2 separate regions of the Mus musculus genome follow, and region 1 is linked to region 2. The links are chromatin loops, found by intact Hi-C in ENCODE. Cell type or tissue: gastrocnemius. All regions are shown on one strand. Links, peaks and the distances in the headings refer to the core of each region. The heading gives the core; the rest is flanking DNA.

Evidence for each region. Hi-C counts contacts between places; a loop is a spot of excess contacts. Peaks named below come from ENCODE experiments on the same cell type or tissue, not always from the same donor. Only the 100,000 strongest peaks of a DNase experiment are listed, where the experiment ranks them.
Region 1: a loop joins it to region 2, with 2.4 times the contacts of the local background. A loop is called at or near these places in 3 of 42 quality-filtered maps.

Annotation. Positions count from the first base shown.
Region 1 is chr13:58,508,899-58,520,362 of GRCm38, forward strand. No RefSeq gene overlaps it. Among named protein-coding and RNA genes, the nearest start is that of Gm38494, 32 kb to the right of the region's middle. In gastrocnemius, for the core only: CTCF peaks have their summits at 5,636 and 7,408; a DNase peak (open chromatin) is centred at 2,559; H3K27ac peaks cover 1,177 bases.
Region 2 is chr13:58,397,480-58,407,402 of GRCm38, forward strand. Hnrnpk (heterogeneous nuclear ribonucleoprotein K) reads right to left here and starts at 5,033. Exons shown (of 16, transcript NM_025279.3): 1 at 4,914-5,033; 2 at 2,854-2,938; 3 at 2,414-2,511; 4 at 1,677-1,733; 5 at 274-317. The coding sequence starts at 2,911. It overlaps Rmi1 (RecQ mediated genome instability 1), which reads left to right and starts at 5,118. Exons shown (of 3, transcript NM_028904.3): 1 at 5,118-5,310; 2 at 9,523-9,611. In gastrocnemius, for the core only: CTCF peaks have their summits at 4,356 and 4,992; DNase peaks (open chromatin) are centred at 391, 3,247, 4,152, 4,737 and 1 more place; H3K4me3 peaks cover 4,542 bases; H3K27ac peaks cover 3,115 bases.

The DNA of each region.
Region 1 (11,464 bases), core at 2,085-10,084, 110 kb after region 2:
GTTAGCTGACCTGTTTTATTATTGTGGTTATTTTGCTTTTAATTGTCTATTTTTTGTGTATGGGTGATTTTCACGTGCATACCCCATACCTATGGAGACAAAACGAAGGCATGAGATCTCCGAGGACTAGAGTGACAGTGTTGGGAGCTAGGAACTAAGTCTGAATCCTCCCGGGAGCAGTGAGTGTTCCTAACTGAGAACCATATTTCTAGACTCTACTTCAGTCACTCCTCTGCCTCTGCTTCCCAATTACCACATGCCTATAACAATGTGCCACAGTACCCAGTTTTGCCTTTCTTCCTGACACACTTTTACTATGGGGTCAGTGTCAGGCCCAAAGGAAACTCCAATTCCCCAAACTCCAAAAGGGACTTCATATATCCAGAAATGAGCTGAAGCTGAACGACTCTACAGTGGATTTCGGTAGTTAGAGAAAAGCCAGCCTTCCTCCGGAAACTGAAAGTGGTTCCTATCTGCTGAAAGGAGTCACCTCTCTTACCTCTGTGAGACAGGACAAATGACTTCCAGTAATGCAAATCAGGCAGGCAGCCACCAGGCACTGGCAGTCTCATCACAGGGATGTGTTATACATTTCAAAGTCAATGCTAACATTGTAGCCTTCTTACCTCCCTAAGCTTCCCTCCTTCTAGATACCTAGCTCCTCTTCCTGCCCCTCCTCTTGCTTCCCCCTCCTCCTCCTCTTCCTCCTGCTTCCCCTCCTCCTCTTCCTCCTCCTGCTTCCCCTCTTCTTCCTCTTCCTTCTCCTATCTTTTTCTTTTCTTTTTTTCTAGACAGGGTTGTCTCAGGGTATGTAGCACTGGCTGTTTTGGAACTCATTCTGTAGACTGTTGGGTACAACTTGCTGAGATGCCTATTAACACATCAAAGCCGACTCTGTCTGCTGGTTCTCCCAGCCCCCCTCAGTCTTTGCTTGGTTATACTAGTCCTTTTCCCCTCTTTGCCTTTTGGCCTTCTGGTCTCCTGGTCTTTACAGGTTCCTTTTTTCCCTCTCCTCTTCTCTCACATGGCCTGGTCCATTGTATCAGGCATGTCCACACTAGACTCTTCCAGATGTCCTGTCTCTGCCCCTTTCCATATGCTCTCTGATATCTACAATAAACCTCCTCCACCACACCTAGGAACAGTCATGTCCTCTGTTTATTTCTATCTTTTGTCGCTTCTGTCTCCGACCAGCAGAAAAGAGCGATGACACAGCGTTCTTCTCAAAGCAGTTTATTCAGGAACCTTTCAACATGCAAGCAGGAATCTCTCTCTAGACCCCAATCGCAATCCCTTATATAACCCCTCAACCACATCCCATCAGCCCAATCCACGTAATCTCAGTTCATTGGCCTTCGTCAAATGGCCTGATCTTGCATCATGGTGCGCCTGCGCAGCTCTCACGATGGACGTGGCTTATTTTCAGGTGTATGAGGAAGTCAGGTGCAAGTCATAAGACTTGGCTGCAGTCCCGAGCGCCATCTTGGGACTACTGCCACACCCGCTCCCCATAATCTTTCATTCATAGACCAGGCTGGCCTTGAAATCAGAGACTTGCCTGCCTCTGCCTCCCAATGTGTCTTAGTCAGGGTTTCTCTTCCTACACAAACATCATGACCATGAAGCAAGTTGAGGAGGAAAGGGTTTATTCAGCTCACACATTCCACATTGCTGTTCATCACCAAAGGAAGTCAGGACTGGAACTCAAGCAGGTCAGGAAGCAGGAGCTGATGCAGAGGCCATGGAGGAATGCTACTTGCTGGCTTGCTTCCCCTGGCTTGCTCAGCTTGCTTTCTTATAGAACCCAGGACTACCAGCCCAGGGATGGCACCACCCACAATGGGCTCTCCCCACTTGATGACTAATTGAGAAAATGTCTTACAGCTGGATCTCATGGAGGCATTCCCTCAAGGGAAGCTCCTTTCTCTGTGATAACTCCAGATTGTGTCAAGTTAACACACACAACCAACCAGTACACAAGACCTGCAAGGCTTCCCCACGGCCTCTGCTGGTCTCACCACGCTCTCTCTGCTCTCTGGCTCTGCTTAGTCTCCCTTGTCTTGAAGATAGCCCTGGCTATGTGCAGACTGCTGGCCTTGCTCAGTCTACTTTCACTGTTCTGAACTCTTCCAGATGTCAACCTCCCCCCCAACACACACACACACACACACACACACACACACATACACACACACACACCCCTTCCCAACCATGGAGCAGTCATGTTGGCAGTTTCTTTACTGCACTCTCCCCCACCCCTACCCCCCATACATTGAAGGCTTCATTTTTGTGTTCAACAAAGTGATTTGAGGTATGACAAACAGCGGAAAGCATTTAGCTTCTCTTTTGCTTTAAGAAGGACCTAGATCCAGGGCCCAGCTGGCAGGAGCTGGAGATACATTTGAGCTACATTGTTAAACAAACAAGAATGAAAGACCTGTAGAAACTTGAGGCAAGTGTTCCCGGGAAATATGCCTATGTGCCCAAGCTGTCTGCTCTGATAGACACAAGATGTCGACAGGTTTGTGGAACCGCAGGTTCCCTGTCAAAAGGCACTCATTTCTCTGTAACAGGGCTCCGTATGCATCCGTCTCTCCATGGCAACGCAGATGGTCCATGCCAGTCAGTCAGAGGAAGGGGAAAAAGACTCAGAGATTTGACAGCTTTTTCTAGTGTTCTGGGCCTCGTGATGGAGACTCATCGCTAGGTGTTGTGGCTGAAAAAGTTGCTCGTTGCTCATGAACCTTAAAATTGCCAGAAGAAAATTGGCTTAGATCTTTTGAAATGTCAATGGTCAGTTTACCTTGATGTGACTGAATGTTGCTAATAAAGCAATAACACTATGTTCTGTGATCCAGTTTTCCAGTTTGGCAAGGTGATCCATGGACTGTGGTGGAAACAGGGGTATGTTGAGGTTTGGTCTTTTGCTATAACGATAACTACTGTCCCCCAAGGCCTGGCTGTCCCCAGGGAATGGAGAATCTGCACATGTACAAGTGACGCTATGTGACCTTGCCCCCCCCCCATGTTATCCCTGATTGGTGAATAAAGATGCCTACAGGCAATAGAGAAGACAGGTGGGGCAGAAAAGAGATAGGCAGGGTTCGAGTTCCCAGCCTTGGGGTCTAGGGAGAGACCACAAAGGAAGGGAGAAGGTGGAGAGAGGATAAGACACTGTGGGGGAGGTGAGTCATGAAAACATGGCCATGAGGGCTGGCCAATTGGAGTTAAGAGCAGCCCAGATGCAACATGGCAGTTATAACTCGGGGTTATTGATAGGGAAGTAGACAGACTAGCACAGAGGGCAGCATCTGCCCAGCTCTTCTGCTTTAAAGGTTCCTTATAAATATACACACTGTGTATCTTTTATCTGGGAGCTGAATGATGAAAGGTGAGGTAGAAACCCCTGACTGAGATTACATAATTACTACAACAAGGCTGTGGGCAGCCTTCCCTCTCCCCACTCCAGAAGAAAATGGAGTAACCAAGAGAGCCCTGCTTTATCAAAAACAACAAAGGAAACCTGGAAGATGCTCAGTGGGACCCATGTAACGGTAGAGGAAGAAATGTCACTTACCTCGGTTTGTGAGTGTGCTATGTAAGAAGCCTTTATCTTGCTGGACAGTGGTGGTGCACACCTTTAATCTCAGCACTTGGGAGGCAGAGGCAGGCAGATTTCTGAGTTCAAGGCCAGCCTGGTTTACAGAGTGAGCTCCAGGACAGCTAGGGCTACACAGAGAAACCCTGTCTGAAAGAAGAAGAAGGAGGAGGAGCAAGAGGAGGAGGAAGAAGAGGAGGAGGAGAAGGGTTTATCTTTGAGTTTTAAATTTTTTCTTCTGAGTTGGAAAACTCAACATATTATATACATATAATGATACATATAACATAAGTTAATATATTATAGTTATTATATAATATAGTATAAATAGTATAATTATACACACACACACACACACATATAATTATATACTATAACATAACATTATGTATCACTAGGCTATACTAATGTTAGATTAGTCACTACTACAGCTGTGTTATTTGTGCCTTGGGTTTGAAGAGCTGCTGTGACTTTACTCACTGTTGTGTTGGATCTTTTCTTTTTTTAGGTTTATTTATTTATTTTATGTATATGAGTACACTGTAGCTGTACAGATGGTTGTAAGCCATCATGTGGTTGCTGGGGATTTGAATTCAGGATCTCTGCTCGCTCCAGTCAGCTCTGCTCTCTCCGGCCCTACTCAGTCCGGCCTAAAGATTTATTTATTATTATATCTAAGTACACTGTAGCTGACTTCAGACACACCAGAAGAGGGCATCAGATCTCATTACAGATGGTTGTGAGCCACCATGTGGTTGCTGGAATTTGAACTCAGAACCTTGGAAGAACAGTCAGCTCTTAACTGCTGAGCCATCTCTCCAGCCCTGTTGTGCTGGATCTTATGTGTCCCTGATGTGCCCATCTGCCACCCCTGTCTGCTGTCCTTGGTCTACAGCATAGCTGCAAGAGCAGCAGGAGCTGTGGTGCTCCTGGGAGGTGGCGGGACCTTTAGAAGAGAGTCAAGCTTCTGGGTTAGAGCCCTGAGAGGGATGTCAGTGGCTGGCTTCTCCTTGTTATTTTGTTTCCTGGGCACTATACCATGAGCAGCCTCCTCTACAACCTGCTACCTCCACTATGTGCTGCCTCCGACCCAAAGCAACAAGGCCAAGCACCTACGGACACAAAGCTTTGGTGCTCACATGCCTATAATCTTAGGGATTTTGTCTGTTGAGGAAAGGAGACTCACAGGCTGTAAAGCTTAGAGGAGAAGTCCTGCAGTTCATTCCTCCAGTCCCTTTGTAGCTTTGTGAATGCACCCCTGCTCTGCATTCCTCAACTCTGAAGTCTTTGAATCCATGGACAGGCAGGAGTCCCCCACTCACCTGCTACTTAGTCTGCCCTCTTCCAGTTGGTGGACAGCTGGACGGAAAGACAAGTGCCGTGTGAGACCCATGTTCCTAGGAAGATGTGAAAAGTGTCTGCTCACCCTGACCTGTCACCCTGGGAGTTGGTGACAGACAAAAGTAAGATCTCACCCAAGTTGGGGTCACTTACAAGAGCTTACAAATGCATCACTGAGGTCCACTCCACGCAGGTGATTACTTAAAAAAGCTGCATTCATGGAGCTCTCTGCACCGTCTGCAAGGCAGTGTGGCTCATCAGCATCCCCTCTCCTCACTGATGCTTTAGAGAAGAGGAGGAGGAGGAGATGGAAGAGAAGAAAGACTTAAACCAGGGCCAATGTCAACATGATGTTTGGGGACTTACAGCTTAGATGGATGGTCTACAACACTCATAAGCGTATCATCCAATCACGGATATCATCCAGCCACAGGCTTTTCCTCTTCTCTGGCACCAGCCCCTAAGAATTGTCACGATATCGGGTTAGAAAATATTCATCACACCGGACTGGATCGTTTACGGAAGTTACAGAGAGACAGACAGAAGTCTCCAGAGATAATGCCTTGTTTGGTGGCATTGCCACTGTCAATCAGTCTTAAAAAGAATCAGGATCTAGGACCAGACAAGTTTAAGAGCCAAGTAAGGAGCAGGGGAATTCAACCTTCTGTCTGATCCATGAACAGAAGGCTATTCCAGGGAGCCCCTAGTGGAGGAATTTAGCTAGTACACTGGAGGACTGTGTCTATTGCCCAGATTCTTTAAATTCATTATTTAAAATCCCCCCACCCTCACTTTTATTTTATTTTATTTATTTTATTTTTTCCGAGACAGGGTTTCTCTGTGTAGTCCTGGCTGTCCTGGAACTCACTCTGTAGACCAGGCTGGCCTTGAACTCAGAAATCCACCTGCCTCTGCCTCCCAAGTGCTAGAATTATAGGTGTGCGCCACCACTGCACACCACCCCTGAAAAAAATTAAAAATATATTAAAACAATATATCAAGCAAATATAGTGTGTGTGTGTGTGTGTGTGTGTGTGTGTGTGTATGCACGTGTGCGCGCACGTTCTTAGTTTCTGTATTCACTAAGAAAAGCCAGAGGAAGAGTGTATCCTAGAAGCATAATGGGACAGTTTAAAATAAAACAAAAACAAAAGACAAAAAAACAAGCAGATGTAAAGAAAAGAAAGCTCAAGGACTCTAAAGTCCTCAACAGCGGCGGTGGCAGCAATAAGCGTCTTCTAGGTGTCAGCCAGCAAGTCACCATTCTAGAGTGAGAAACAGTTCTACGGGGCCGAGAGGAGCAGGAGGAGAGACCCTCCTCTCCCGAGAGAAATTGCGAACTGAAGATAGCTTTTATGTCATAAAGAAATGCACCTTTGGGGCTGCGAGACGTCTCAGAGGTTAAGAGCACTGGCTGCTCTTCCAGAGGACCTGGGATTGGCTCCTGGCACCCATATGGTGGCACGCCATATGTTCTGGCTTCTATAGGCATTGGAAATGCATGTGGGACACATACACGATGCAAGAAATAGATGAACCTAAAATGAAAGTAAATAAACCTCTTAAAAGTAATAACTGGGGAGGATTGTAACTTTATTTTGTGATTTTAAGCTAGTGAAGCCTGGGCCTTTGGGATATGTGACACAGGGAACTGAGTAAGGCCTGCCTGCTGTTCTGTTTTGCTCTTTTTGATATCGGGAATAGGAATGAGGCCATGGGCCCTTGAAGATCTGGAGTAAACTGTGGTGGGGAGGAACGCGCGGCTTTCATCCTGTAAAATTAGAGACACAGTGTCACCTTCCATATCTGATTAGCTATCATCACTGGTGTTAGTGTCCTGGGGCTGAGTCTCAATGCGGGCTGCTCCATTTATGACTGTCAATCACCTGAGCAAATAGGACAGCAGTTGCTCCCATCTACAACTTGAATGTGGCATCTGCTCAAATAATCTGTCTCCTCCAGCCCACTTACTATCTAAGCCCCGGGTCTGCTGTGACATCTGGGAGCAGGCTCCTGACTCCTCGGCTCACTTGATTAACTTCCCTGAGCCAAGTTACTAGTCAAAGGAGAGAAAACTGAACAGCGGTGTCTGCCAATCAGGCAGAGAGGACCGTCATTGGTACCCAGCCCAGCATGGTGGGGATTCATTTATTTTATTTACTTAGGTTTATATACTAATTTGCAAAAAAAAATTAACGAATATTATTTGTAGAACAATGATGTTTGAAATTTGAATACAGGAGCAGGAGAGACTGCTTGGAGGTTAAGAGCCCTGGACGCTCTGGCAGAGGACTCACGTGGTGTCACTCAACCCTCTGTTGTAACGCCAGCCTCAGAGGATCTGACACCCTCTTCTGGCCTCCTCGGGCACTGAACGCATGTGGTGCCCAGACATACCTGCAGGCAAAACACCCATACACGTAAAATAAGAATAAATGAATAAGATATTTAAGACAATCACCTAGGGTATTTTACTCAGGACCTACTACCTTCATTGTCTGCGCTGTCTTTTATGCTTTCGAAGGAGATAGGAGGAAGGAACGGAAGTGCACTGCCCGAGGAGGCCAGAAGAGGGCATCAGATCCTCTGAGGCTGGAGTTAGAGAGGGTTGTGTGACACATGTGGGACCTCTGACAGAGCATCTGTAAGCTGTTTCCTCTTTACTTACACATGCCATTCCCCCTGACAAGTATGACCCATTTCACTTCCTTATCTAATCTGTCACAGGCTGGACTGTGACTAGCCCTGACTGACAGGACAGAAATGACATCATTGTGCTTCCACATCACAAGCAGCTTTGTAGCCTCTGTTGACTCTTTGAATATGGTTTTGGGGAATGCAGAGACTATACAACAGCTAGTCTACCTTGAGTGCACCATGTTATCGGCACCCTGCCTGCTGTTTCCAACTGGCTCGTTTTGTCCCAGTCTTCCCATAAGGAGAGACCTTTTGAAGGCTGATAAGCAGGAAGCCACTGTGTGTTTAAGTATAGTCACTAGGCGTGTGCGTTAATCCTGCAGATGACATGGGTCCAGTTGCATTTGGTCTTGAATCTAACGTGCTCCAAGCAAGAACCACTGAGCTGACCCATCACCTCCCAGCAACTTGGTTGATCACCTCATTAAGCTTTGGGGGCAGTTTTTTATATGATAGTAAGTTACAAGACCAGCTTAACTATGAGACAGACTCGATAAGATGTGGTTTGAATTTTAACTAAAATCCTCAGACTAGCTTGAGAAAATGCTATTGTTGGCTAAAGTGTATAGAATTTACTGATTTTACGCTTGGAATGGATGTGTATTTGAGATATATGTATATATTTTATGTCTGCATATAAATGTCCTGGAATGTAGCTCAGCGGCAGAACCTAGAATGCACAAGTAGCCCGTGATGCTTTTAATCATTCCAAAAACAAAACAAAACAAAATAAAACAACCCTAGTTCTGGACATGCTATCGCTTCACCTAGCAAGTACAATCACTGTCCTGATATCAGGGGCTTAGTGAAATTACTGCCTGTGGTCACACATCTAGTGAGTGTGGGAACAGGATTTGAATCCATCTGACTTGACATGTATGGACTCTGGGTATTTGACTGGCAGCCTCAGGAGTGATTTTCTGACATTCTCTGGCCAAGGGTTTTTGTTCTCTCTTCCCAGTTCCTTGCTAAATCTCTCTTCTGTAGCCTATTAGTCTCTTATCCTTCTCTCCCCTGCCTCTGTAGGGCAGCCTGCCTGCACAGACTTCAGTTTCTGGCTCAGTGGGATCATGAATATAAAACATTCTAATGTTCTCCTGGGTTATAATCTTCATTTCATATGACCACTCCAACCATGCGTACCCACATCCAATATCTGTTTGGGAACAGCATGGTAATGCATTATAAATTATAAGTGAGGCAGATAGTGGCTCTTCATAATAAATAGAAGCATTGCTGGCCATCTTCCTTATATTTAAAAACTAAAATTAGAAACCCCTAAGCAGATAGGACATATTTTGACCCGACGCTAAGTCAGATGACATGAATTAATCCTCAGAACACCGTGGTAGAGAGAACTGACTCCAGCTGTCCAGTTGACCTCTGACCTTCACACGTATGCCGCACCCTCCTTTATTACAAACTAAATAAAGAAATGTAAAATACCAAAACCAAACCAAACCAAAACCCAGAAACCTGTCTGTGTTTTGAAGACTTATTTCATAACGGTTTTATCTATTCAGGCAAAACCTTATGTATTTTTGGATGTTAAAAAATGTATAAACTGTGTTCCCTAAAGTTCCATAAAACTGTCGAATAAATGCTAAGGAAACATGAGAGCGCGGAGAACGCTTGGGTTTTAAGAACAAGACTATTTGGTTACGATGTACGGAGAACATTTTGATAAAGAGAAGGGAAAGTGAGCATGCGCAGATCAGTGGACCAGCTACAAATCCACCCAGTCCTGCGCTCGATGGTTGAGAGCCTCTGGCTCAGAGCTCCTCTCAGCCTCCACAACCAGAGCCCACACCTTCCCTTCCCTTCCCTCTCAGCCTCCACCCCTTCCGATCCTTCAATGGAGACAATCTCTTGGAACGTAGCCTTAAGGTCCGTCCACAGGCCATCAGAACACTTTTACCAGAATCTGTTAAAAGGCTTTAGAAGTTGCCATCTGGGGGGTGGGAGTGGGGGCCATGGAGAGAGCTCAGTGCTTGCTGTGTCAGCAGCACCTGAATCCAATCTGCTGAGCCATGTGCTGTGGCTGTACTCAATCCTTGCACTGGGGAGGAGGGGACAGGCAGATCTCTGGGGCCTGTTAGCCATAGCCTAGCCTACTTGGCGATCCCAGGCCAGTGAGAGACTGCCTCAAACAACCAAGATGGACAGTGCTTGAAGAATGATTCCTGAGATTGATCTCTGGCTTCTACATGCACACACATGTGCACCCGTGCACACATGAACACGCATGAACACACACAATCTATTTGATAGAGATTGTCAAGCTTAATAACTTGACCATTGAGTTAAGGGTATGTATAAAAGAGATGAAAAATTTTAAATTCACATTAACTAGCATTTTTTTTTTTTTTACAAACACAGTTTATATACAGAAGGTTAAGTTGAGTGGCTTTTCAGTAAGAACCGCTGGGGTCTTCCAATGCTAGCGTAGGCTCATGCTGTATCTACAATTCTCGCTTTGTGTTCGAAGTCAGTTTGATAGAGAGAGACGAGGGCTGTCACTTCAGCAATGTAGTTTATGGTGGGAGGGGGATGTTGCTTGCAGGGAAAGTTGCTTCTCAGAATCTCTAGTTGGGAAGTGGTCAGGGAGGCCTCCATGTTTAGATGCGGAGGCTGTGAGTGTTCAAGTCTGTAGCTGGGAAATTCCCTGAGTTAGATAAGATGAATCTCAGGACCCTGTCTGAGCTGGCGTGTGTGTGTGTGTGTGTGTGTGTGTGTGTGTGTGTGTGTATGTACATGTGTGTGTGTACATGTGTGTGTGTGTGATTAACCACTTTTCTCATCTGTTCTTGTAGTGGCTCCTGTTCTCCCAGAAGCCTTCTGGTTGCCAAGTGTTAGCTTGGGTTAGACCAACTAATTCCATTCTATTAGGGAAAGCATCTGTAAGTAGTCTTGAGTGGGAATGTATCGAAGCGTTATCTCCAGGTCCACTTATGGAACTCATGTAGAACATACACTTGTGATGCAACATTGGCTGTGCTGTCCTGGGCGGTCTCCCCTGCCTGGGAGGGTTTGCTCACTGCGGCAGCAGCGCAGGGTTAGATGCAGAACAAACCGCCCACGTGGCTTCTCTTCTTCTCCTCTTCTCCCCTAGGAAGTTTCATTGAGATAGAGTCCATAAAATGGACCCACTACAATATGAAATCCCGTGTTTTTTCCTCCACTATACTCAGAGCTGTGCGACCATTGGCAGTTATCAGAACACACTTTTTTTTTTTCCATTCCAGAGAGAGATCCCATGCTGCTTCACAGCCAGCTTCTGTCTAACCACTGCCAGCCTAGAACACGGAAGCGTTTTCTCTAAAATATTCTGTTAGAGGCGCTTTTTATAAAAATAGAATAGCTCAACATATTCTGCAACTGACTTTAAAAATTAAGAATAATGTTTTCAAGGCTCACCTATGTAACTGCTAGTATATTGTGCTTCTTACTTGTCAAATAGTATTCTATGATACGGACACTCCATATTTTCCTCGTTCATGTTAGAGTTACTGGGAGTGTGTATGCTTACACTTTTTGGCTTCGGCTATAAACAGTGCTGTGTGAGTCTTTGTGTAGACATGGTTTCATTTCTCTTGGGTAGATAGCCGAGGAGAAGCGCCAAGTCATGCTAACCTGATATGGTCTCTTGAGGGATGGCCACAGTGTGCCGGAAGTGACCTCATCATGTCTCATGCCTTCCCACAGTGCGCATGCTCCGGCTACCCCACCCCACCCCACCCCAAACCCCATGTTCCCGCAGTGTGCATGCTCCGACTCTTTCCCTCCCAGCCTCCCCCACACACACATATACACACATACACATACACG
Region 2 (9,923 bases), core at 1-8,000:
AGACTATTTGGGTAACAGTTTGATTTACAATGCAGCAAATATGCAACACTTGAAGCTGTGCTCCTTCCATCGAAATAAAATTAGTGGATCGTTTGGGTGGGCAACTCACGGTAAAAGTTCAGTGACAAAAGGACTTAATGGGGAAAATAAGACAGAAACTTGAAAAACAATACACCGTCTAAGGGGATACTATTTAATTATATAAAAGGCAGGTAATAAAATACATTTCTCTCTTTCTAATCAGGCAGTGAGGCATAAACTGTTGGGACATACCGCTCGGGGCCACTGCTGTCTGGGACTGAAACACTGGCATTGTACTGCATTGGTCATTGGCGTTCGTGGATGTTGGCATTGGGCATGGGCATTCAATCAGAAGTTGTCAAGTATTGTACCCGTTTGGCAACGAGCACATTTTTGGGCATAGCCAACCAGGGTTTTCACATGGGCGTTCAGGGGCGGATGGGCCAACGTCATGGTGGGCAACGCAGGGGTAAGTCGATCCAGTACATGGGCAACGGAGATATATGGCCAAAAAAACAAGGAGAGGGAAAAGGGGGAAAAGCAATAAATTTTAATTTAATACAAACTATACTCATACTCTCAATGAAACAAGCTTAAGTTGTTCTGAAGACTAACACAATAATGGACTTCTCTATACCTGACCGTGGCTTCTTAACATTTAAGGACCTTAAATGATGGTTCTAGGTTTTGTTTTGTTTTTTAATGTTTCAGTAGCAGGCTGGCTCGTGAGGGTAGACACAAAACCTGTCATGACTCAAAAGTTTACTGAAATTGAGGAAAATGGGGAAATAACCCAGATAATTATACAGAACATCTGGATTAAGAGGAAAGAGGTTCAAAGACAAAACAAAAATTCCCACACCAAACCCCCAAATATTAAGACTGATTTGGTTTCATAAGGTATAAAACACATCTTATAAGCAGATTTATAAAAATTACAACGAAATCTAAAGTTTATTAAGAGAAACACAAAGATCTGTTACCAAGAGAAATGAAATACTGTTAGGTACTCAAAGTTATTTGCCTCAATTTTACCAAGATAAACATTAAGAAATGTAGATAGTATGAGGGAAAAAAATAAATTTTGGTGTAATCAGTTCTAGAAATACACACACACTTCTGGTGCTGCCAACATTTAATGTGTCTAATCACAAGAGTCAACCCACTATAAATTATGAAGACTCAAATCCTAGGCAAACAGTTCTGATTGCCAAGATTAATCTATTCATTACCCATATTTAGAAATCAGTCAGCATGAGCTCCATGTTGCAAACTGTGGAACAGATGATTTAAAAGAAAAAAAAAGGAAATAAAGTTTTTATCAGCCATATTCAATGGCTTTCAGAAATGACTAAATCCCTCTTACACATACAAGAGGAATTATACAATTAAGGGTTTTTACACTTTGTCTCCATTCCTAATTAAGATGTTTTAATCTTATTTGAAATGAATTAATTTGAAGGGTTTTATTAAAATATGAAAAGATTTAATTATGTTCCACCTTAATCAGGGTTTTAAAAAAAAAGAAGTCATTTACATAACCATTAATTATTACAAATGGTTTGTAGCTAGTCAGTGATTTCTAAGATGTGAACCTTTAAAATTCTAGAAACATACAATGAATGTGCTTGCTTGTTCAGTAGTTTAATACTTACGTCTGTACGGAGAGCCTTAATATTCTTGCCTCCTTTTCCAATCACTGCTCCAGCATTCTGGAATAGACAAAAAAAAAATTTTGCATTTAGAAAATTAGTATTTTTAAGCTATATTTTTAACTTCTAATGTTTGCACAGCACTGAAAATCTTGAGAAAGAAAAAAATCAAGATGAATAGTTTTATGGTCTTTGGAGTATTCAGAACACCAGGCATGAATATAAAATTCCTAGAAAGCACAGATTACAAGTGCCCTCTTGTAAAAAAACAAACAGAATCTAAACAGTACCTACTTTTATATTGTGACTTGAAATAAGTGATGGGGTAGACTTAAGTAAACTAGTTTCCTGGGGAAATAAGATGCAACCAACACTTAAAACCTGTGTCTACAGTTACTCCACTCATCTCTCTAGCTGATCTGTGGTGGACCCTGGTAATAGGGCTTTCACCATTAAAATTTCAGCACTACCGGCAGTTCTGAAATCTGCTTATCATTAAGAACCACAACTAAATGTGATAGCGCACACTCGGAATCCCAGTAATCAAAGACAGAGGATCAAGAGCTCAAGGCCCGCCTCACCTGTGAGGGGTCTCAAAACAAATGAACCCTTTAAAAACCTTTTATTCAACGTGTTATAAAATTCTGAAAGGTTTCCAGAGCCAAAGCAGAGTTCAAAGTGAAAAAGCATCCATTTATATTTAACTACTAACCAACCTCCAAATTTTAAAGAGCTTATACCTTGCTCTGAAGCAAAATGCGCAATTCAACCATCTCATCAGTATTTCTAGATCTTTTAAAGGCTTGCTCCTCTTCCATATCTTCTGCAGGGCGTTTACCTAGAAATTAAAGTTTAAATTTTCAATTAGAAACATCCCCCAAGAAAGGGTAATTGAAGCCACTTTTTAAGTCCCTGCCTTTGTCTCCCTAATATCCCTAATATCAAAGGCCTTATTTTAATAAGTATTTCAAAGGATTAAAATGTTGGTTGGAAAAACTGTACTGCTTTTTAACCTGTGCAAGAAAAGGTTACTTCTTTTCATAAAAACCAACAGACAAACTCAAGACTACAAAAAAATGAAACTATATAAGAGGTAAACAGAACATATCAAAAACATTTATGGTAATTAAAGTAACAGAACAGAAAATACTAATTGGTTATAATTAAAGTATCTTCTCACCAAATTCACCATTGGTTTCGGTGTTGGGGAAGGTTTCTTCTGGCTGTTCGGTCTCCATTTTCTTGAATTAAATGGATCCACCAATCTGTTGAAAAATAAAGAAGCTAGCTAGTACATTGGCTTATCAGAAAGCAAACACTCTTTTGCTTAAAATCTTCCAAAAAAAAAAAAAAAAAAAAAGGATTCTGCTTCCAGCACACACAAGTGACATCCTAGTGCTACAGTAGTATATAAAAACAAGGTCTGATTCGAGGAAACTAAAATATTCCTAAAAGTGAACTGTTTTTAAAAACTATAATTGAGGAGAGACAGGCATAATGGACTTCTTTTAGACTAGATTGTCTCAATGAAGCACACCCTAACCACCTCCACCACCAGAGCCTTGCGCCCCCCCCCCCCGCAAGGGGTGTGGGGGACCAGTAATTCCGTCCTCAGCAACTTGCTTCATTTCATTACAACGGAAAAACTAGTCGACATATAATTTTGTTCACGAGACTAATTCTTGAAAAGACCACGTCTTATCACAAAACTAGTGTTATAGTAGGGCTAGTAGTAATTTTTTCCCCGCCTTTGGTCGTGACTGACAACACTAATCAATGAAATCTGCCAACTTTAAAAAACTTAGCGGCAAATACAAGGTACATTGAACTTTCAGACACAGAAATCTAAAGAACCAGATGGAAACGACCACCATTATTCAGCAAAGCCACGGAATCTTTAATCACCAACACCATTATTTTAGGCAACGTAAAAAAGGCTATTTCCCAACAATTTTACCTCTAACCCAACTCTCCAAGACTGCAACCAAACCATCACAACTGGTCCAGTTAACTCGTAGTCCTACCAAAGCCAAGGACCAACACAGGATCTTAAAGTCGAGGCATCACCCTCATGCCTTCTCCTATTCCAAAACGCCGGCAGCAAATGACGATCCCTCTGGGGACCACTTTAAATGCAGAGATCGGCCGGCCACTCCGCTAAACCCCCGGCCGCGGGGGTAAATGGATTCAGGCAAATCAGCCGGGTCTACGCACACAAACAGGCCCAGCCAGCCCTCTCGTCCCGCGGCCGCTGTTCCCACAGCGCGCTGGTGTTAACAGGTCCGCCGAGCGAGACCGACCGCGCGCGCTCGCCTCCCGCCCACGGGCCGGGCCTGGAAGCAGCGGCCAGCGACCGTCGCCGAGCGGCGAGCCTCTCCTCACCCGGATCCGACAGGAAATGGCGGCCCGCGTAATGGCGACTACGTGCGACTAGGCGGAGTCGCGCGAGACCCCCCTCCCCCACCCAGCACGCGGGCTCGCGAGCGCCCGTCCCCCGCACCTCCCCCACCACCCGAGACAAAGCCGCCGCGGCCGCCCCATCGGCCCCGCCGCGCAGCACCCCCCACCCCGGAGGTGGGGTGAGGAGGGAGGCCCACGCCGTGGAGGGACAAAGGGCGGCCGGGGCGCACACACACACACCACACCCGCGAGTCCACCGGACGGCCCGGCGCTCCCTCCACACGGGGCGCCCGCGTCGCAAACCCACAGGCCTCTCCTTCCCGGGTCCCTCAAGCCACCTAGCGCCGGCACGCCAACCGCAGGGGCACGCTCGGGGAAATGGCGGCGGTGGGGGGAGGGGAACCCGGGCAACGTTCCCCGGCGGGCCACGGCCGCCCCGAACGCCACCCCGGACAGCCGACTACGGCGTCCGACCCCGCTCCAGCCAGCGCGACCCGCCCGTCCCGCTCACCGCGCGAGTCCGCCGTTGCCTCCCGGCCGCGCCGCCTCCGACGGTCGGTCACTGCTAGACAGAGAACGAGGACAAACCCCCTCCCACTTCAGCGTCGCGCCCCATTGGCTGCCCAGGCTTCGGCGGTGGTGCGAGCGCGAAGCGATTGGCCCGTGGCCGCGTCAATTACGGCGCCGAGAACCCCGCCTTCCGCCGGCGACTCCCTTTGGGCTGGAAGGCCGCGGGCCTGAGAAAACTCGGGCATGGGGATAGCCCAAGCCGCCATCCCGGGGCGCCAACCCGCTCCGGGGACTCGCTACCCCGAAGCCCTAGCCCACCCAGATACCTACAGGCCGCAATCGAGTGGGAGACGAGCACGACGGCGACGTCCGTGCAGCGGAGAAGCAGAGGATAATGGCGTCTGCAGCGCTGTCGCCTGTAGCGCCCTCCTCCTTTCTCGTTCGCGCACTCTGTGGTGAGGGGGAGGGGAGTAGTGACAGACCTCTCGCGAGACTTCAGCGGCGCTGCTCACGTGTGCCGGGAGGGGCGACTGCGGGGGGATTTTCGAGCCCCGAGGGAGTTTGGCGCGATTGGAGGAGGGACGGTCGCCCCGTGAGCGCCCGATTGGGCGGGAAGAAGTGAAAGAGGGAAAAGAGAACCCAGCTGGGAACGGGAGAGGGAGAGCGGCGCGCGGCCCTGGGATCACGCTGCGGTGCGAGGCGAGGCGAGGCGAGGCGGGAAGGCCAGGTCGGTCGGTGCTCCGCCCGGGTTCCGCAGCTACCCGTTGTCGCGTCTCGCTCGCCCCCTCCCTCCCCGGCGCTGCGGGCTCTGCGCCCCCTCCGCGGCGCCCGGGAAACCCGCTGTGCTAACGGCTCCCCCGGCGGGGAGGGCGGGGGAGGGCTGGAAGCGGCGCCCGCTCCCAGGGAGCCCGGGGCTTACTTCCGTGTTGGGCCGGTGCGATGCAGACCCCCCGGGAACGCCGCGTAGGGAATGCCCGCGCGTCCGTGCTGCAGCGCTCCCTGGGACCCTCCCTGAGAAAGCTCGCAGGCACACTGCCCCGCCATGGCTGCCCCACCAGGGGAAGGGAGGGTCACTGCGGGTGCTCGCCTCGCTCCTCATCCTCACAGCAGAGCTCCACGGTCCCCAGACTCTGGCTGATGTCCGGATGTCAGCCTGTAGGGGTGACCTCCAGTTAGCGAGGCGTGTGTGCGAGCGCACCCTGTCCTACCTTTCCCTCGAATAATCCCAAAATGTGCACACCGGCCAGCACCCTGTAAATCGCTCCGTTACAGAGCGGTCGAGCCATCCTTTACCTAACTGACAGAAGAGACTGGGGCTTGAGGATCTGGTGAGGGGGCTCTCGTTCTGAGACAGCCTAGTGTAGCCCTGGCTGTCGTGGGATCCTGTAGATCTCCTGCCGCTGCCTCTCAAACGCTGGCATTAAAAGCGTGTGCCCCCACTCCTGGCTCAAGATTTTTCATATGGTGGTTTTTGACCCGGAGGGTCTCTCAAGAGATCCACCTGCCTCGTCCTCCCAAAGCAGGGATTAAAGGCAAGCGTAACCATGGCCAGCTAAAGTTAGTATTTCTTTTTTTCTTTTTCTTTTTTTTTTTTTTTTTTCCGAGACAGGGTTTCTCTGTGTAGTCTTGGCTGTCCTGGAACTCTGTAGACCAGGCTGGCCTCGAACTCAGAAATCCAATGCCTCTGCCTCCCAAGTGCTGGGAGTAAAAGCGTGTGCCACCACTGCCCGGCAAGTTAGTATTTCTAGTACAACATTTTTTTTTTCCGAGGCAAGGTTTCTCCGTGTAACCCTGGCTGGTCTGGAACTCAGAGATCCCCCTGTCTCTGCCTCCCGAGTGCTGAGATTATTGCCTGCATAGCCGCCTCCACCACCCCGCTAACAACTTTTTTTGTAAATGAGAAGTGGGAATCTAAAGGAAACTACAGAAATTGTCTTGACTAGTCTCTAGTGAGAAGTTGCTTCCTCAAGATTTCATGGCAGGATTGTTCTTGCGCCCACCCCCACCCCCCAGTTATACCTGTTTGTTTTCTTCTCTCACTTTTTTAGGTTTTCTCTTTGAGTAATCAAAGTGTCTTTTGTCCGTCCTTCATTTTCTATTTAGAGTTGGAGGTTTTCAATTCCTTATTAAAACCTCAGACTGTAGCTCAGTGGTGTAGCACACTGAGTGCGGAGGCCCTGGATTTGGGTGTCACAACAAAGCCCATGCCACTTTGTTTCCTTTAGTGGCTCCTGGGTAACCATTAACCTAATGCTTTAGTATCAATTTGGATTCAGTATGACTTAGCTGTGAGATTTAATATAATTTCAACAGTTCAGTAGCTGGCTGAGAAAATATTTGAAATACTGTAGGCACCATACCCCGAGTTCTGTCCTGTTTGCCACTTTGTGCTGACAATTCAATGCTTATTACAGTACTTTGAATACATTGTGGGTTTTGTTTTATGTGTGAGGGAGTTTTTTGAAAAGTAGAATAAACTATGATGGTTCATGCCTTTGATCATAGCAGCTGGGAAGCAGAGATGTGAATCTGTGAGTTCTAGGTCAGCCAGAGCTACATAGTCAAACTGTCTCAAGAAACAAACAAAACTAAGGTAAGAGGGCAGACAGGTGAGATGGAGCAGTGGGTGAAGGTGTTGGCTGCCAAGGTAAATTTCATCTCCAGGATGGGGGAAGACCAGACCTTACTCTCTTGACCTCTAACCTCCACACATGTGTATATAATGAAAAAAAGTTTTAAAAAGTATTGAGGATAGAAACCATATTCAAGATGACAGAACAGAGCTGGGTTAGAGACTCCTAAGTGGGATTTTCTCTCTAGTTTTATTTTTATTTATTTTTTCCTCAAGATAAGGGTTTCTCAGTGTACCCCTGGCTGGAACTTCTTCTGTAGACCCAGGCAGTCCTCAAACCCTGAGATTTGCTTGCCTCTGCCTTCTGAGTGCTGGGAATAAAGGCATGTGCCACCAGCCAAGCTTTGTGGCTACTTCTTATGTCAACAGTAATATAACGGTTTTATCCCTATAAAAGGTAAGGTCTATTACCTTCCCAGAACTCTAAAGTCATCTTAGTGTCTTTAACAAGTTAAAATGGTGTTAGAAGTAAGTGCTTATTTATTTATTTATTTATTTAAACATTTTGTAGTGTGACTAAGTGGGAGCCAGGGGATAACCCTGTGGGACAACCCTGTGCAGAGTTCTCTTCTACCCTATTGGACCATAGGAGTAGACTCATCGTTACATTTAGTGGCAGGTACCTTTACCTGCTAAGCCATCTTTCTTAGCCCAACTTATTTTTTAAAGGAAAATAATAGAAACATAAAATGGATATAAATCTTTGTTACTGATTTAAGATCTCAGCTATTGATTGAATGCCACATACAATATCTAGGAATGGTGTTCTATTAAAAAAATCTGAATCTGATTAAAAATTAATCATTGAGCCAAGTATGCCTAAACCTTAGTGGTAATTAGCAGAATTTTCCTACTTGGTTCTGTTTAAGTCTTAGTAGTTTTTAGAATGTAAATATGTATTAGTAGCCAAATATCAGGTACAAAGGTTAATAAAAGTATTTTTTCTTACTATAAAAGTGGTGAGGATTAAGTTTTGTAACTTTATATGTTGCTATTATGCTAAGGAAATACGAATATATTTTTCACGTCATTAAATAGTCCCTAAAAAATGTTAGAGCTGGGTGTGATGGTATATTCCTTTAATCCCAGAACTTGGGAGGCAGGTTCGAATAGATCTCAGTGGAGACCAGTCTGGTCTGCATAGAGAGGTCCAAAGTCGCATAAAAGGAGAGGCCCTGTCTCAACAAAACAAAACAAAACAAAACTTGAAGGTCTAGAGGGATGGTTCCTGGTCTAAGAACTTAACTGCTCTTCCAGAGGATTGGAGTAACTCCCAGCAGTGTGTAATATCCAACTCCAAGGGACCTGACCCCCACCTCCTTGAGCATCTGCACTTGTGCACATGCCTCCACCTCCCCACATATACCTTATACCACCCCACACACTTAAACATGTTTAAAAATCTGAAGACTACACAGCCTTCTATTTCATAGACATAATGTATGTTTTTGCTTGATAACATTCAAACCCCCTCAAATATATAAATATTGATAAGCTTTGTCAGATAAGCATTCCAGTGTCTTTTGTTCCTCTTCCCTCATCCCTCTCCTCTTTCCTCCTAAATCCTAGAGATTGAGCCCAAGGCTGCAGATACACCTGTTCTTGTCTTTATTTCTGATCTTTTAATATTGGTTCTGGAAAGTAAAAGGTGTGTGTTACAGGATATAAACTTAATGTTCAATTTAAAAGACCTCTTTTTCCAAGTTGTTTTTCTTGTACTGAGGGGACTGTTGTTTGTCTATCAGCAAATGGGAAATTGTGTGTCCTAGCTGACCCTTTGCTGTCTGCCATGACTGTGGTAAGACACTTTTACAAGGGAGAGGGTATTATGCCTAACCAAGAGCAAGTGGGTCCCAGGCTGCCCTATCTCCTATGCTTGCCTTCCTCAGCAGCTAAAGGCACTTGCCACCAAGTCTGACACCATAGTTTTGATCCCTAGAACCCACCTGGTGGAAAGAGAACCAAGTCCTGCAAGTTGTGCCATGGTATATATCACTGCTTCAAAAAAAAAAAAAAAGTCCTCCGGTACCTGAGTTTCCTCTGAACTGCTTGGTCACACACTGTGTTAATTACCTTAGTTATCTTCTGGTTTAACTGTAACCCTGGAAACAGGCTGCCTCTGCCTCCCCAGTGCTAGGTGTATGCCACCACCACCCGGCTACATTTCCATTTTTAGCCTGTATTGTTTTTATTTTACTTAACTGTCCCCAGAACCACACCATCCTACTTTTGCACTCATGGGAATAAGCTAGTGACTTTCTGTGGCGCAATTCTAGAATCTTCACTGCCCCTTATCTTATGTTTCAGGGTCATTTCTCTGCAGAGGAGGCTCTGAGTACTGTACTGACCATCTAGCTTGAAATCCCTCGTTAGCTCACAGGCTGGCCTGCTAAGTGGTGAGTTTTCTTATGGACATGCTAAGCATAGATATATATTTAAATTGATTTGTCTTTAGTATTTTGCTATTGGTTTGTTATACTGAGAGAATCAGATTTAAGCATACCTGACAGCACAGTTGAGAATATTTAGGTAAACAAGTAAGACTTCTCTCATCCCAGAGTAAGGTGGCCGACTATAGTCATATAAATTTTAATAGAGTTAAAATATAAAGTTAATTATAGATGTCAGAAGAAACTAGTGAACATTAAGTAAAATTTAAATCACAGAATCTGATTATTATTTTATTAAAATAATAAGATATAGTAATA